2 separate regions of the Homo sapiens genome follow, and region 1 is linked to region 2. The links are chromatin loops, found by intact Hi-C in ENCODE. Cell type or tissue: CD4-positive, alpha-beta T cell. All regions are shown on one strand.

Region 1 (8,000 bases), 770 kb after region 2:
CAATCTGCACAGCTTAACATGTTATAGAGCGAGCATTTATCTGAAACTAAACAGATGGTTTTCAAATTCCTAAATGTTTCTGGTCTGTTTTGTTCAGACATTAGGAAATGGCCCATGGCTTCACATAAGCTTTGTGAGAGCTGGAGAGCTATACGTCCCTTCATACCCACACTCCTCCTTTTCCTTTGGGTAACAGAATGCCCCCCGGTTGCAGCTGAGCATGTGGCCACCTTGCTGGAGAGGCCATTTCCCAGCTTCTCCTACAGTGAGGTGTGGCCCACAGGACTGAGCTCTGGCCAGCAGGATGTAAATGCATAGGCTGTATGTAACTTCCCACTCACATCTCTAAAAAGGAAGGTGGCTCCCCTTCCCAGTCTCCCTGCCTACCCCTAGGCTGGATCATGAACAGGTGAGCAGGGGAGCAAGCTTTGACTATGCAGAAGAGAAAAATACTCTAGGAAATGGCAGAAACAGCAAGCCTGGAGGAAGCCTGGGACTAGATGACCATCTAGGGCAGAGCTACTCACATGCCCTGGATACCCACTCACCCACCTACCTCCAAGTTGTTAAGTAGAGAAACAGATCTCTATTTTGTTTGAGCCATTCTATGTAGGAGTCTCTAGATTGATGGCAATTTAGCCTGTACTACCACAACTCATGCAATAAGCTAGTCTGACATAGCATTTAACAGTGTTTCCAAGGGGAACCGTGCTCCAAGTTCCACATCACCAACTTCTGGAGCACAGTTCTTTGGTAAGCTTTGGCAAGCTGTCGATATTCATATTTCTAAATTCTTTTACTATGTAACTTTATGAATATAAATTTCTTTAAATATATATATAAAATAACCAATAGCAAAAAATTTAAGTCTAAAACATATATATGCAAAGCTAAACTTTATCTTAAAATATCTCTTTACTAAGTCTCAATTACAAGACTATGCCATTCTAAGATGCAACACAATGTATTGTTGCTTCATATCCTCATCTATAGCCTAAAAATATTGAATGTCATTCTGCATCACTTTGGTTATAAAAATTGCTCCTGCCAGTACCTCAAAGGTATACTGTTTGCTTAAATATAAAACTAAATGGCTAATTTTCACATTGCCAGCCCTATTAGCAAGACATCAATGGAAATAAAATTTTCCCTTTTGAAGTTCAGCAACATAGCCATGATATACCTCTATTTTCTTCTTCTGTTCCACCTTCTTTTGATTTTTTCATCTTTTTTTGTCGAAGTTTGGCAAGTCTTGCCTCTAAGATAGCCTTTCGCTTTTCCTTTATGTTTTCTCGTTTTGTTCTCTGATCTGTTGTCTGAACAGAAAATCAGAAAATTATTTGCTTGAAGCCAAATTTGCAATATTCCTGTCCAAAAAGATGAAATTTTCTTCTAAAAATAGACTAGTTAATTGATCTTCAGGCCACCTCTAAGAAGCTGTCCTTGAGATCCTCACAATGAAGCCCTATGAAGTACTCTCCTATGAACCCTCTGATGTCTTACAAAGTTTCATAAGAGTTCACAGAGCATCTTGCAAGCCTTAACACTCAAGAAAACCAACCCATTCCGTCCTACACCTTAATCCTTTAAGTAACTTTCTATTTTCCCATCCAAGCCACCCCAAAAGTACCACATTTGGGACCAGATTTAAAACATCAAAGTTACACAGGTTACTTGTGAGCAGTTATAAAATTTGAAACACAAAAATAGTATGGCAACTACCTTTATGCAATTCTGAATATCAATTTTAATTTCTAACTAATTTACTAGATTTTTCTGCAGTATGGTCCAGCAAGAAACCAAGCGCTCACATCTTTCCTCACAGTCACTTGGGATTTATCTGTACCTGTTCACGCAGCATCTCTAAGGTTTTCATCTGCTTGTTTCTCAACTCTTTGTCTCGGGCAAAGGCAAAATACCCAACACCAAGTTGCCGGGCCTCTGAAAGAAGTATGAATTACCCAAAAGATCAGACTGTCCTGATCATTCAACTACACTCAAGCCACATTTCCTACCAAAGCAAAAAGAAACACAGTGATATTTGGCACAAGTTTTAAAAAGAAAAAGAAAACAGCTAAGCGAAGAAACAAAAAACCAAAGAAACACAAAAGTTAGACCAAGTTTTCGTCCTGTTTGCCAAGGGAAGCATAACAAGGGTTCGTTTGCTTTCAGCCATGGGCTGTCTCCACTTCTCTCAGGGAACAATCCCTTGGATTACCAGACCCTCTGTCAGGAAGATATTCCCAAATGTGAGTATTTTAAGGCTATGAAGTGAACAAAGGAGATATTTTCTATTTCCAAAGCAGGATCTTTAATTTCCATGTAAAAGCTATTGCTTTATGAATACTTCCCTTTATGTTTGCCATCAGTTTAAGGTTAAAAATAAGATTTGCAAAGCTGCAAGAAAATAGTCATACCATTTTCCCGAATGTCTTCATAATGTACGGGCCCCATGGGCCTCTTCAGGGCCTCTCTTTCTTCTTCCTCCCATTGCTGGCGCTGAAGTTCTTTTCTCATATCTTCAGATAATAGGGTTTTTTCATTAGCAGGACTAATAAAACTAGCAGGAAAACAGAGCAAAAACTATCTTCAGATAAGGATTGAGATATCAGTGTTTAAGTACAGTCAGTTGCATCATGCATAAGTAACACTATTTGATAAAGAAAACAGGGAACTACAGAGGCTTCTGACCCACAAGACTGCTGGAAAATCAATAAAACAGCCTTCGCCTTTTTTTTTTTTGGAGACTAGTCTTGCTCTGTCGCCCAGGCTGGAGTGCAGTGGCACGATCTCGGCTCACTGCAACCTCGGCTTCCCAGGTTAAAGAGATTCTCCTGCCTCAGCCTCCCGAGTAGCTGGGATTACAGGCACCCACCACCACATCTGGCTAATTTTTGTATTTTTAGTAGAGACAGGGTTTCACCATGTTGGCTAGGCTGGTTTTGAACTCCTGATCTCAGGAGATCCGCCTGCCTTGGCCTCCCAAAGTGCTGGGATTACAGGCATGAGCCACTGCGCCCGGCCAGCCTTCACCCTTCTTACTCAAGCACCAGACTTGTTACCTTAGCCTGACGGAATCTTGCCTGAGCACTCAAGACAAAAAACTTTCCTTCCACCCAGGTCCTGGGCTGACCAGATGGGAGGTGGCCCAGGCAGGGAGGAGGAACTCTGGGTCTCCTCCTGTGGATGGTCTCTCATCTGGGGACATGAAAACTGCTTAGCACTGTGGCCTGAGTGGTGTCTCCTGTCCTTGCAGATGGCTGGGCCCTGAGAGGCTCAAAGGTTTCCATTCTCCCTTTCTTTCTTTTTTTTTTTTTTTTTTTTTTTGAGACGGAGTCTCGCTCTGTAGCCCAGACTGGAGTGCAGTGGCGTCATCTTGGCTCACTGCAGGCTCTGCCTCCTGGGTTCACGCCATTCTCCTGCCTCAGCCTCCTGAGTAGCTGGGACTACAGGCGGCCGCAACCACACCTGGCTAATTTTTTTTTTTTTTGTATTTTCAGTAGAGACGGGGTTTTACTGTGCTAGCCAGGATGATCTCGAACTCCTAACCTTGTGATCCGCCCGCCTCGGCCTCCCAAAGTGCTGGGATTACAGGCGTGAGCCACCGCGCCCAGCCTCCATTCTCCCTTTCTTATGCCAAGCCAAAGGCTATGTGCTGGATGCCTGAACCTGCAGGACTTGGACAAGGTGGAGTTTCTCCCAACACTTTTCACATAAAAGTTCCTATGGTAAGAGGAATTTATTCCCCTGGATGTTTCAGAGTTATCTCTTAGGTCTTACGTTTTAGAGTTATGTCTTAGGTCTTAGGCCCTGCTGAAAAATCTAGTTATAAGGCCCTTACTTCAAAAATGCAATGATACATAAAGAAAAAGTGAGTAAGTTCTCTCCCTAGAGCCACTTGTTTGTGGGATAATCAAGTGTATATTCTCAAACCACTTGTCTCCACAAAGCCTGGTTTGCTGGTTTCGTTTGGGTTTATTCTGTTACTCTGTTGTCAGACATCCTTCCAAGTAAAAGAGACAGCTCTACTCATCCACCAGTCAGGTTGTTCCCCAAGTGTGGATTATGTGTGTATGTGCATGCTAACCACTAAAAAGTGCTTCAATCAATCAATCAATCAATCAATATCTCCTTACTGGAGCAACAGAGATCATTAATTATAAAACAGCCTCCCCTCACAAAACAATCCCTGTGGCTGCATTTCAGACCTTGGCAGAGCTCTGTATACCACACACACTTACAGTCTCCCCTGAAGATTTTTATCCATCTCCAGCAGATCTGGCAAATCCTTTCTCATACAGCGCCGGGAACGCCCCAAAGAGTCCACGTAATCCACCCTGAAATGAAAGCAAAAAGATGTGAAGAAGGACTTGTACACATGTACAAGCCCCTAAGTCAGGGAGTAGGTGAACAGTGAAGGGGGAAGATAGGCCTCACTACCAAGAAGAGCCCCCAACCTCAGAGACCACTACCACTGATAGGAATATGCTTTTTAAAGCTGACACACAATAAGCTCATTGTGCCCCTTATTAAATATTAGTTTTAGAAACTGTTAACAATAATTTTGATCATTTATGCCTTTGATCTCACAGATAAATCACCCACACGGAATTTTGCTGCAGCATCTACGAACTTACTTTAACCTAGTTGAGACAATTCCAGACATTTTATCAGTATCTTAATAACTTTGCCTTGTGCCTGAGATTCTCAACTTGCTCATTTCCTCACAGTCTTCAAGTCTGACTTTTTATTCTTTCTCTTATTTCCTCTAATTGGTATAATTCTACCCAATGTATTAGCAAACTCTTAATGTAAGAAATGCACAGTATTTTTCAGAGTTGGACTCTTCTTAATTAGGAGGAAGCCAAACACCATACCTCTCTCCTCATCTTTGCTCAAACTAGACAGTGGTCAGACAGCTAAGCCAGGCAGATAGCAAGGCAAAGTGAAATATTCTGACTTCCTACAATGGAAAATACGGACAGATGTTCATGAAAAACATCTCATTTGTATTATGACGCAACAGATATTTTACTTTTTAAATTATGGGCAGAGAACCTCCTAGAGCCTTTAGCAGGGTACCGAATACACAGTAAGGTCCAATAAGTACTAGCTGGCAGACCAATTCAAGGTCAGATTTGGCAGGTATGTGGCTTTGCTTTTGTTAGCAATTTTTTTTCCTCTCAAGCAATGCTGATTTCAATTGTTAGTTGTGATTTAAAAACTGAGTGTTTACTCTAGTACTGAAGCTGATTATCACAAGAAATAAAACCTCCAACTGCAGCAAGCAGTTTCTTTCTTCCTTTTTTTCCCCCCAAATGGATGGGGGAAGAAAACCATCTAGCCAGATGGTCTGTGTAATTATTTACAGTATCTTTACGGAAAGATTTTCTACCACCTGGAATTTAACTATCAAAAGGATTTTACAAGCAATTACAATTCTGGAGCTTAATTTAAAAACAAAAAAATGTGTCAGAACTGCTTGCAGAGCGTCTTCCTTCACCATATGGTGGCATGTGACACCTTCAATTGCCCTCCAAACTCTTCAAATCACTAGCAAATTGCTTGTAATCACACAGGCATTAATAAGCAAAAATTTTTAAAAAGACATTAGACCTTTCAAAGGAGATGAGATTTCTGCTATGAAAAGCAATCATAGACCATTCTGTTTCTGGAGAAGGCCTCCAAAACATACAGATCTCATTAAATAGAAGAGGCAAGACAGTAGTCAGCCACGGCTCCATCTAATCAGCAATCACCCACTGAGCAACCCCTGCAGGCAAACAAAGCTTTCCCCAGGCAAGGAGAGTAATACAAGAGGGCTAACAGCCATGCCATCTTCCAAGGGTCTAGGGAAGTTAAGGCACACACCCATGAAACGCTTATTAACAACACTGGGTACGTAAAGACTACCAAAAGTTTGCTAAAATCTTTTTCTGATAATGAGGCCTAGTATGTGTCAGTAATAAATAAAAGGTAATACCCGAAGAGCAGGAAGTATATTAAGTGCTACCTGACTTCAGATGAGGGAGCAATCACTTAGACATTAGAAATGATAGGCCAGGCGTGGTGGCTCACGCCTGTAATACCAGCACTTTGGGAGGCCCAGGCAGGAGGATTGCTCAAGCCCAGGAGTTCAAGAAGAGCCTAGGCAACATAGTGAGACCTTGTTTCTACAAAAAAAATTAAAAACTGAGGCAGGAGGATTGCTTCAGCCCAGGAGGTCGAGGCTGTGATGAGCCATGATCATGCCACTGCACTCCCACCTGGGTGACGGAGTGTGGAGACCCTGCCTCAAAAACAAATAAATAAAAAAGAAAGAAAGAAATGATGAAGAAAGACACCAAAAGAAGAGACTGCATGTTCTTCTCTTTTGGTTTCTTATAGCTTGCAGGCTGACACCTGTTCCAAATGGTATCAAACTATTTAGATCTAAGTTTTTAAGACAGTAGGTAAAAAGATACCTGTTTTATCCCAATGAGAATGTTATTTCTAAACCAACATGGACACCCTCAGTAGAATGAAGATGCAGTTTCTCTGCCATCCACAGTAGCTGGGACTGCTCTCTTCAGCTCATCAATGACTGCCCACAAGGCCAAAGGCTGACAAAAGATGAACGCCTGCTACAAAGAGTCCTGAGCAGTTCCTAACAAATGCCCACCACAAGGAGGACATTTGAGCCTTGAAAGGAGGATAAGAAGAATCCCAAAGGCAAGAGGATGGGTTCCCAGGAAATTGTCAGAGCATCAGTACAGCTCTCAGCAATTTCAAGCACTGCTGAACAGTTTCCAAACAATAATATCTTAGGTAGAAAAAAATCATTGTAACAGAATTCCCATTCTGGTCTCTCTACTTATTGATACAAAGTCTCTTTAAGGAAAAGACGAGTTTGGTTCTTCTATCATTCATCTACATATAGGCAAAATTCAGGAAAATGACAATAATAAAAGTTTACAAAATGCCTGCTTATACTCCACAGGCTGCACTTTCTTGTGTAGCCTGGAACACTTACTTCTTGAAGGGGGGCGGGGGGGTGTTAAAGCAAAGGGCCATGGGAATGAGGCATTATAATCTCTATTTTATAATGGAAGATCCTGAGCCTCAAAGACTAAGGAACCTGATTAAGATCATACAGCCAGTAAAAGGTGCAGATGGAACCATCCAAGGCCCACGAGTCCACACCACAGTGCCAAACAATGTCACAGGCGGAGTAAAACACACTGTGCCACCTCTGCCGGCTTCCTTCTCCTAGATGACAGCTCTCCACCATGTCAGAACAAGAACACGGGTAAGGCAGCAGCACAGGTACAAAAGGAAGGCGCTCTGCCCTCACTGTTTCATGTTAGTGAGCCAGGCAAGCCAAGTCTGCCAGGCACTGGGTTTCCTTCGGCCTGGCACAGAGCTGGGCACACAGCAGAAGCCCAGTCAGTATTTGTAATTATATGTAATTATTGTAATTATTGTAATTATGTCTTCATTTGAGCTACTGTTTTTACAACTATAATAACCTAATCCAACCTAACTTAAAGGGAAGTCTCAAAAGAACACCCAGGAAGAATAAAGAGAAATGGCTCGATAACAACCCAACAAAATCACTCCCAAAATGTCAGCGCAAGTCTGAGGATGTTCCTCTGAGCTAATCCATGATGTTACCAACCATTCTTCACTGGGGTCTTGGGGAGGAGGGATCTCTCCCTCAGGAAGGTTTTCCTCATCGTCGTCCCTTTCTCCTGCCTTTTGAGAATCTCTATGGGCACCAGATGCCTCCATTTCTTTGCGCTTGTCTATGATCTTCTGTGTGAAATCCACAAGGTACATATCCTCTACTTCTTCATCTAGGACATAAAAATCAGTTTTCAGACATCAAAAAGGAAAATCACACATGGAATGGACAAGAAGCAGTCACATTCATTGCCTGGTGGCCCCATCACCCCTGACAGCTCATCAGCCAATGCCTCCACTCCCCAAATGTTTACAAAGACACACAGCTACCTTGGGAA
Region 2 (8,000 bases):
TCTCAAACATGGCAGTCACAGGGCATGTGAATGTAATAGATGGCATTAATAGCCACAATTCTTCCCACCTCCCTGTATCTACACCCTTTCCAATCTCTTTTTCAACTCCTCCCATCAATTTTGGGGAATGGATTTCCCCACCCCTTCATTCTGAACTTAGCTCTCTAACTTGGTTTGGCCAATGATGTCTTAGCAATTGTGACAGAAGTATTTTGGTTCCTCTCTTACTCTTACACCTCTCTGCCTTTGCCATGACAACATGCCCAGGCTAGGCTGGTGGAGATGACATGGAGCAGAGCTGTTGCCCCCACTCTGCTGGCCAAAGCCATCCTAGATCAGCTGAACCTCAGTCAACTGCCAGGCCTATGAGGGAGCCAATCAAGACCAGAACTGTCCAGCTAAGGCCAGTCTAAAGCCAACTCAGACTTGTGAGCAAAATAAATGCTTATTAGTCATTGAGTTTTGGGATGGTTTGTTACAGAACATTACAGTGGCAATAGTTAACTGAAGATAAAACTCCCTTCAGTGATGGACACCACCACTTCCCCACTGAGATGGTTCAAGTCTAACTCCTATTACCATCTGAGGGAACAAGCACATTGCAGAATTAAGTAGCAGAGGATTTCTAGACTTAACACGTAATTTAATTCAATCCAAATATATTGAGCACCCATTAGAGACACTACAGCGAATTAAAAAGGAATATGGCCACTGCCTACCTAGAAGTTTATACAGTCTAGCAGAGGAGCCAAGACCACAGGTAAATGTGAGCACTGCTGAAGCAGAAGTGGAGAATGGAAGCAGGAGGTCAGGATTTCTAGCCAAATGTCAGCTGGGAGTCAGAGGTGTGTGTGGCATAGCATTCCAGGCAGAAGGAATCTGGTAAACTAAAATGACAATAGGATATGTCTAGGGATTCAGTTTAACTGTTGCATGGTTCTCAGACCCAAACTAAGCCCTCCTTCTCAGACCAAGTAAAATGGCCTCAGATGTAATTCAGTTTTGAACTTCATACCTTTTAAAAACTGAAGTTCGTCCTTCAGTTTTGAATGTCACACCTTTTAAAAGCTGAGGTATACTTCCTAATGATTATAAACACCAAATTAAAAAGGAATCCATTTAGTTAGCTATTTAGGCTTAAGCACAGAAGGTTCTTAAAAGAACCCTATATTGCTCATTGATTTCTAAAAGAAAATGAAACCCACCAAGACAAGAAATGTGTTGCTGACCTTCACTTTTATTTAAATATAGTGATCTTTTAAGAGAATAAACAAAAAATACTTTACACAGCAAATATTTTACATAAATGTAAACATGCATGTCTACTTCATAATTAAGCAAAAAAACTTTTAGGCACAAGATTTTAAAAATAAAGAATGAGACAATGAAACCAAGACTGGAATAACAGAAGTAACAAAAACTCACATTTCCTAACTCTTCAATTGGTCTTGTCTTCCAACCTATTGGTTAAGGCCTGAGTTTCAGAAATCCTACCTTCCTTGCCAAATAGAAACATCCACTTTGGCTGTATATAACATTATCCACATAACACACTAATTCTCTTTCAAAATAATGTAATAAATATACCATTCATACACACACACACACACACACACACACACCCTGCTGAACCAGCCTCTCAAATAGGAAAATAAGGATTTTGGAATTTTCAAGTTTTCCTACAACCAAAGCACATACACACACATTAACACCTTACATAGAAAAAATGATTCTGCTACAGAAATAAAATCGTTAGTGAGTGGCATGATTACAAACCTCTAGTTCATTTGTATTAAGTTTCTTCAATCACAACTTTACTAAGGCTTACTAAGCGCCTCTGACACTTCAGATTTAATTAAGTTTTTCATCTCATCTAAATGACCCACAGTACAGTAGACATTGTACAGCACAAAAAAAAGGCAATTTTAATAATTCAGTTAAAGACTTCTAAATCATGAAAGTCAGCATGGATACTTTCAGCTGTCTCCAAATGCCTGGAATGTTTTCCTATGTCTATCCTCTGCACTTCACTGGCTGGGTAGTCTTCTCTGCCTTCTACCCCACCAGGCTACAACCATTTGAATGTCCATTCCTGTGGATACCCCAGGGAGGAGATGAGAATGACAGTCCCTGCTTTTTTTTTCCCTTTTTCTTTTTGTAGAAACAGGGTCTCGCCATGTTGCCCAGGCTGGTCTCAAACTCCTGGACTCAAGCAATCCTCCCACCTCAGCCTCCCAAAGTGCTGGGATTACAGGCATGAGTCACCACAGCCAGCCCAGTACCTGCTTTTAAGGAGCTCATACCGACCAGAGTTCAAGCAAAAAAAAAAAAAAAAAAAAAAGGTCAGTATGTACACACAGGGCACTCCATGTGGGTTGAAAAAAAAGACAAGAGTCCACAAAGATGGTACCCACAGAACCTCAAAAGTGGGGTATGGAGGGAGAGAAGGAGAATGAGAGAAGGCACAGAGGCAGGAAGAACAAGTCCGGTTTGGCTGGCAGGAGGGCATCTGTGAGAAGCCATCTGTGAAGCCAAATTCTTGATTTCTAAAAAGAAAAGATTGCTTACTCTGGTGGGTAAAGCTGGAGGGCAGAGGGCAGAACCACCAAAGGCTTTGTGCAGAGAACAAAATTGAAGCCGTGCTAGAGAAAAACCATACAGTGTTGGGCAGGACAGATGACAGGACAAACGGTCTGAAGCTCAGGAAGCTTGACTCACCAAGCCAGTGCCACGTGCAAGCATTTCCTATAGAAACACGTCTTGACCCAACATGCCAAAAACCATAGTTCTGTCTACAGAAATCAAGGCTTTCAGAAAAAAGTTGGGGAGGAGAGAAAGAGAGAGAGGCTTAAATAGATATTTTTAGTTCAAGTTCCTGGAACCTGCCCCAGTTTGAGCAAGTTAAGAGCAGTGAAACAATTCCTACATCCAGTAACAATTCAAGTCTCCTGATCATGACCTTGTGAAACCTTCCCTGAGCTGTCATTACCAAGGAATTATAAAGCAATTATCAATCCACTATAAATAAGTTCCTACCTGCCATTAAATCCACCAAAATCTCATGATGGGCTGAGAGCCCAGCACGGGGTCCTAGCGTAGACCTATTACCTACACTAGGGTAGGTGGTGTGAGCATGCTGCTGGGCAGTGGCTCTCTGGGCTCACTATGATGATGAAACAGTTGACTCTATGAAGTTTAACTCTAATGAAAGCCCCTATGACAGACCACCTATTTCCTTTCTAAGTCCAGACTGCTTCCCCTCCACTAGCTGGGGAGGGAGAGGCCATATGAGTGGAGGGACCTGTGGAGGAAAAATTATTATTACTACCTTGATGTCCGCTGAACCAAAGTGGATGGAAATTTCTCAGGACATATTCATCCAAACTACAAAAACAGGTTACTCCATACTGATTACAGGATGATTTATCACACATTCATTAAATATAGAACATTGACTAGCAACCAGTTTCCTCCAACAACAGATCCATTTGGAAATGGCACACTGTAGAAGGCAATCTTGTGACTTCCTTCTAGTTGTATATAAAAAATACAAATCGGTCAGGGAGTCAGGTACAAAACAGTGGTACAAAAGCATGAATAGATACGCCTTATCAAAGAATGTGCTCATTTCATATTGCAGAACTTCTATCTAGATTCTGATTTTTAGAAACTTACTGCTGGTTCATTTGTTCGGAGAGGTTTCTTCACACCTCTCTTCCACTCCTACCTCCCCTTGCTAAAATCCACTGACTGAAGAATACTTAGTATGGATCCACATGGAACCAAAATCCCCAACTGAATGGAGTCACATGCATCAGCACAGTGGCTACCGGTTTCATCTGCTCACCCAGCCTCATGTATTTAGGGACTGAATTCAAGCTAGAAGCACCCAACACTTTTGTCTTTTGGAATCTAATCCAAGTGCCAATGTACATCTAAAAGTCCCATGTATAGGAATCTCTTGATTCCTACAAATGAGATTCAAGGGAGAGAACAGTGAGGAAAGCCCAGAGAGGGGGCAGGAGACTGGCCACAAGCCAGGTGTGTACTTCCCTTTCTTAGTCTGTAAATGACAGGTTGAGCTGGCAGGACTCCATGGTCCTCACCAACTGACACTCAAGGACTCCATTCTGTATTCTGAGGTCCATTTCTATCCAGGCTTGTCAGGCTGAGTCAGACAAAACTTCCTTACCACTTTGTGTCAACAATTTAAAGTGGTTTTAACATACTTCTATGATGTAGTTTGAGGTTTTCCCTCTCTCTCCTACCCATCAAAGACTTCATTCCACTGGTACCAACCACTTGGCCAAACTGATGGCTGCTGAGGTTTAAAACTGAATCTCTGGCCTGGTGAAGATATGGCCTTTGAGTAACTTAGACCAGGGCACATTTATCTGTTTTTCATTAACAATTTTAACTAAATAGAAATATAATTCTGTTAGCTCTTCTACAGGTCTACTTAAACTTTGAAAGATGAGATTGTTCAAAAATGACACGAGAAAATCACCCATCACCACTAAGTTAAAGACTTGAATATGTGAGAGTTCCAGAGCCTCAAACTCCTACTACAGTCACTGATCCATAACATTTTCCTCTTGCAATGGACTCCACGCCAAAGTAGCTCAGTCTTGCGGCATGTTTGTGCACCAAAAAGTAGGTTTCGAAAGATCCAGCACTAGTCATCACTGTCACTGCCAGACTCACTCAACTGCAAGTCATTTCCTATTTAAAAAAAAAAATAAAGTAAAATCATAGAATCAAACAAAAGTACAGAATTTAAAAATGACTTCCTCATAATTTTTTGTTAATTGCCTTGGCTATCACACTACAGTAAAACCTTGTTAATTCAACTTAGGGAAGAAAATCAAATTGGCTCACTGAAACAAAATGGTGCTTTTGGTTATCTACAAAGCACAACAATACTGCATATTAGGGTAGAGCAAAGGAGAAGTAAGCTGGATAACTTTTAAATGGTTTAATAAATAGCAAGAAAATATTTAAAATATGTCTGGGCGCAGTGGCTCACGCCTGTAATCCCAACACTTTGGGAGGCCAAGGCAGGGAGATCATTTGAGGCCAGCAGTTGGAGACCAGCCTGGCCAACGTGGCGAAACCCCATCTCTACTAAAAATATAAAAATCAGCCACGTGTAGTGGGACATGCTTGTAATCCCAGGTACTTGGGAGGCTGAAGCAGGAGAATCGCTTGAACCCAAGAGGTGGAGGTTGCAGTAAGCCAAGATTGCACCACTGCACTCCAGCCTGGGCGATAGAGTGAGACTGTCTCAAGGAAAAAAAGAAAAAAGAAAAAAAAAAAAAAAGAAAATATTTAAAATAACTGATCACCATTCGGAAGAACTGATCACATTAAGTTGCTTTATAAAGGCAACTTAAGAAAATATCCGGTAGGCTTCCCATTAAGAAAGGTGAATACTGTTAACACCAGTAATATGCTAATGCAGTATCTGCTCTGGCACACCTCTGTCCAGGATAGTCACGTTATCTTAAATTTCAAATCTGAACTAACGTGCTTTACAAAACCCCAGATTCCTGTTTACTAGGCAGAATTTAGAAGAATATAATTACTTAACATTTCAATCTAATACAATAGGAATACATATAACAGAACCCCAGTTGATACCACTTGTAGCAAAAGTGATTTTCTTTATTTCCAAATTGCTAATCTCTAGGCCAGTTCTCCTCAAAGTCTATTCTGAGGACTCGGGGTTCCATGAAACCCTTTCAGGGGGGTCTGATCCTGAGGTCACCCCTTTTCTAACTACCTAGAATGCCAGATTTTCTTCATATACTTCAGTCTCTATGTTAAAGATGGGGCATATAATGGCAATGTCTTGAGATATTTTTGGTTGTCATGGGGCTGGGGAGGTGGGAAGAGACTGGTACTGGCATCTAGTGGGTAGACGTCAGGGATGCTCTTAAACATCCTACAATGTGCAGGACAACCTCCCACAAAGAAGACTTATCTTGCCCAAACTGCCCATAGTGCTGAGGTTGAGATTATCTCTGCCTGGTCCACAATAGTTGGATTAACTAGGTTAACTTCCCCACTGTTACCTCTAGACCTTCCAACTTCCTTAAAGGAAGGTGTACCAAGAGAGAACATTCATCAGGGTTCCAAAAAGAGAAAAGCATAGAAAATTAGCCCTCTGTTCACCTTCAAAACAAATAAATTTTTGTTCTTGTTTTCCTGTTTTACTTTAGTATCAACTGCATTAAAACACACCGAGGCCAGGCATGGTGGTTCATGCTTTTAATCACAGCACTTCGGCAGTTGGGGAAATTACTTGTACCCAGGAGGAGTTCAAGACCAGCCTGGGCAAAACAGTGAGACCTTGTCTCTACAGAAAATTTTAAAAATGGCTGGGTATGGTGGCTCATGCCTATAATCTCGGCACTTTGGGAAGCCGAGGTGGGTGGATCACTTGAGTCTAGGAGTTTGAGACCAGCCTGGGCAATGTGGCGAAACCCTGTCTCTACCAAAAAAAAAAAAAAGGATCATGCCGCTGCACTCCAGCCTGGACAACAGATCAAGACTCTGTCTGAAGGAAAAAAAAAAAAAAAAAAGCCACCACACTGTCTGGGGACAGTGGATTCTTTTTTATAAAAGTTCAAGATAGGCAGGCATGGTGGTTCACACCCATAATCCCAGCACTTTGGGAGGCCGAGGCAGGCAGATCATTTGAGGCCAGGAGTTGGAGACCAGCCTGGCCAACATGGCAAAACCCCATCTCTACTAAAAATACAAAAATTAGCCAGGTGTGGTGGGACATGCTTGTAATCCCAGGTACTTGGGAGGCTGAAGCAGGAGAATCGCTTGAACCCGAGAGGTGGAGGTTGCAGTAAGCCGAGATTGCACCATTGCACTCCAGCCTGGGCGACAGAGTGAGACTCTGTCTCCAGAAAAAAGACCAATGGGCAGAGAGCAGTATGGTGGCAGGTAGCTCCCCGAAAGTCTGGTATAAAAGCAAAAACAGCCTATCTGTTCATGTTTTAGTGTTTTCTAGAATTCACAAACACCGGTATGAGCCAGTGGGGAATAGAAATAGAAAGAACAGATTTTTCATCTCATTTCCCTTTTTTACTGTTTAGTAACTCACACCTTTCTGCTCCAAACTATTTTTAACAAGATCCTCTCCCATGCCTTAAACATCTTTAGGTTTGTAAGTTCTGGCACAGGATAAATAGAAGCTGCACCTATGGCCCTCTCTCAGCCATAAAAAGGAGTACACACTTACTGAGGGTGTTCATGAGCTGGTTGCTTCCTTGTGGCCGGCTGGTTCCATTGGCAACGGCAGGCCTACTGTTGTAGGGCTGCTGGTGTGAAGGCTGCGGAGGAGAGGCTGGGCCATTGTCCTCGCCTCCACTGCTGGAGCTATCGTCATCACTTCCCGAAGAGCTCTCAGAGTCTGAAGAGCTGCTCCCACTGCTGCTGCTCATTTGTTCAATAATGTCAACTTCAGCCCTCAGCTCTGGAATAAAGGATATGACATGGATCAGCACAGCAGCCCTTTTCAAGGCAGTGCATTGGAGCTTCTATAAATAGTAAATCAGCAAAACCAACAGCAATAAGAAATAATTTAAAACAAAGTCCTACTTCTCAATACCTTAAAAAATGTACAAACAAAATTACCAAAACAAAAACACAGCCTGTTTCCAGAGACACAATGGAAACATTAAATTCACTCAAAATAAATAAAAAGCAAGACTGTTTCAGAATAATGGCTGTTCTGTGTAAGAAATGAATTAAGTCCATTTGCCTTTATCTACTAAAAGAAAAATTATGAATATTATGAACTATGGGATAAAACCATAATTCCCACATAAGAGAAGACAAATATTATGTAAAGTGGTTGAAAAATATTTGACTAGGAGTTGGGAGGTCTGAGTGCTTGTTTTGGATTTACCTCTAACCAGCAGTGACACCTAGGTAGAAGTCAATGAATTTTCCAAGCCACTCTGGAAAAATGAAAACCAGACAGC

The links. Hi-C counts contacts between places; a loop is a spot of excess contacts. Peaks named below come from ENCODE experiments on the same cell type or tissue, not always from the same donor. Only the 100,000 strongest peaks of a DNase experiment are listed, where the experiment ranks them.
Region 1: it touches region 2 in a loop (4-fold over the local background); 5 of 110 quality-filtered maps call a loop at or near these places.

What each region holds. Positions count from the first base shown.
Region 1 is chr3:14,661,365-14,669,364 of GRCh38, reverse strand. CCDC174 (coiled-coil domain containing 174) reads right to left here. Exons shown (of 11, transcript NM_016474.5): 5 at 7,658-7,835; 6 at 4,242-4,337; 7 at 2,418-2,560; 8 at 1,847-1,941; 9 at 1,184-1,316. LOC124906215 (a long non-coding RNA gene) reads left to right here and starts at 3,303. Exons shown (of 3, transcript XR_007095827.1): 1 at 3,303-3,728. In CD4-positive, alpha-beta T cell, no CTCF peak of the experiment used is centred here; no DNase peak of the experiment used is centred here.
Region 2 is chr3:15,435,831-15,443,830 of GRCh38, reverse strand. EAF1 (ELL associated factor 1) reads right to left here. Exons shown (of 6, transcript NM_033083.7): 5 at 7,256-7,489; 6 at 1,218-4,722. The coding sequence ends at 4,676. Among named protein-coding and RNA genes, the nearest start is that of EAF1, 12 kb to the right of the region's middle. In CD4-positive, alpha-beta T cell, no CTCF peak of the experiment used is centred here; DNase peaks (open chromatin) are centred at 2,700 and 4,650.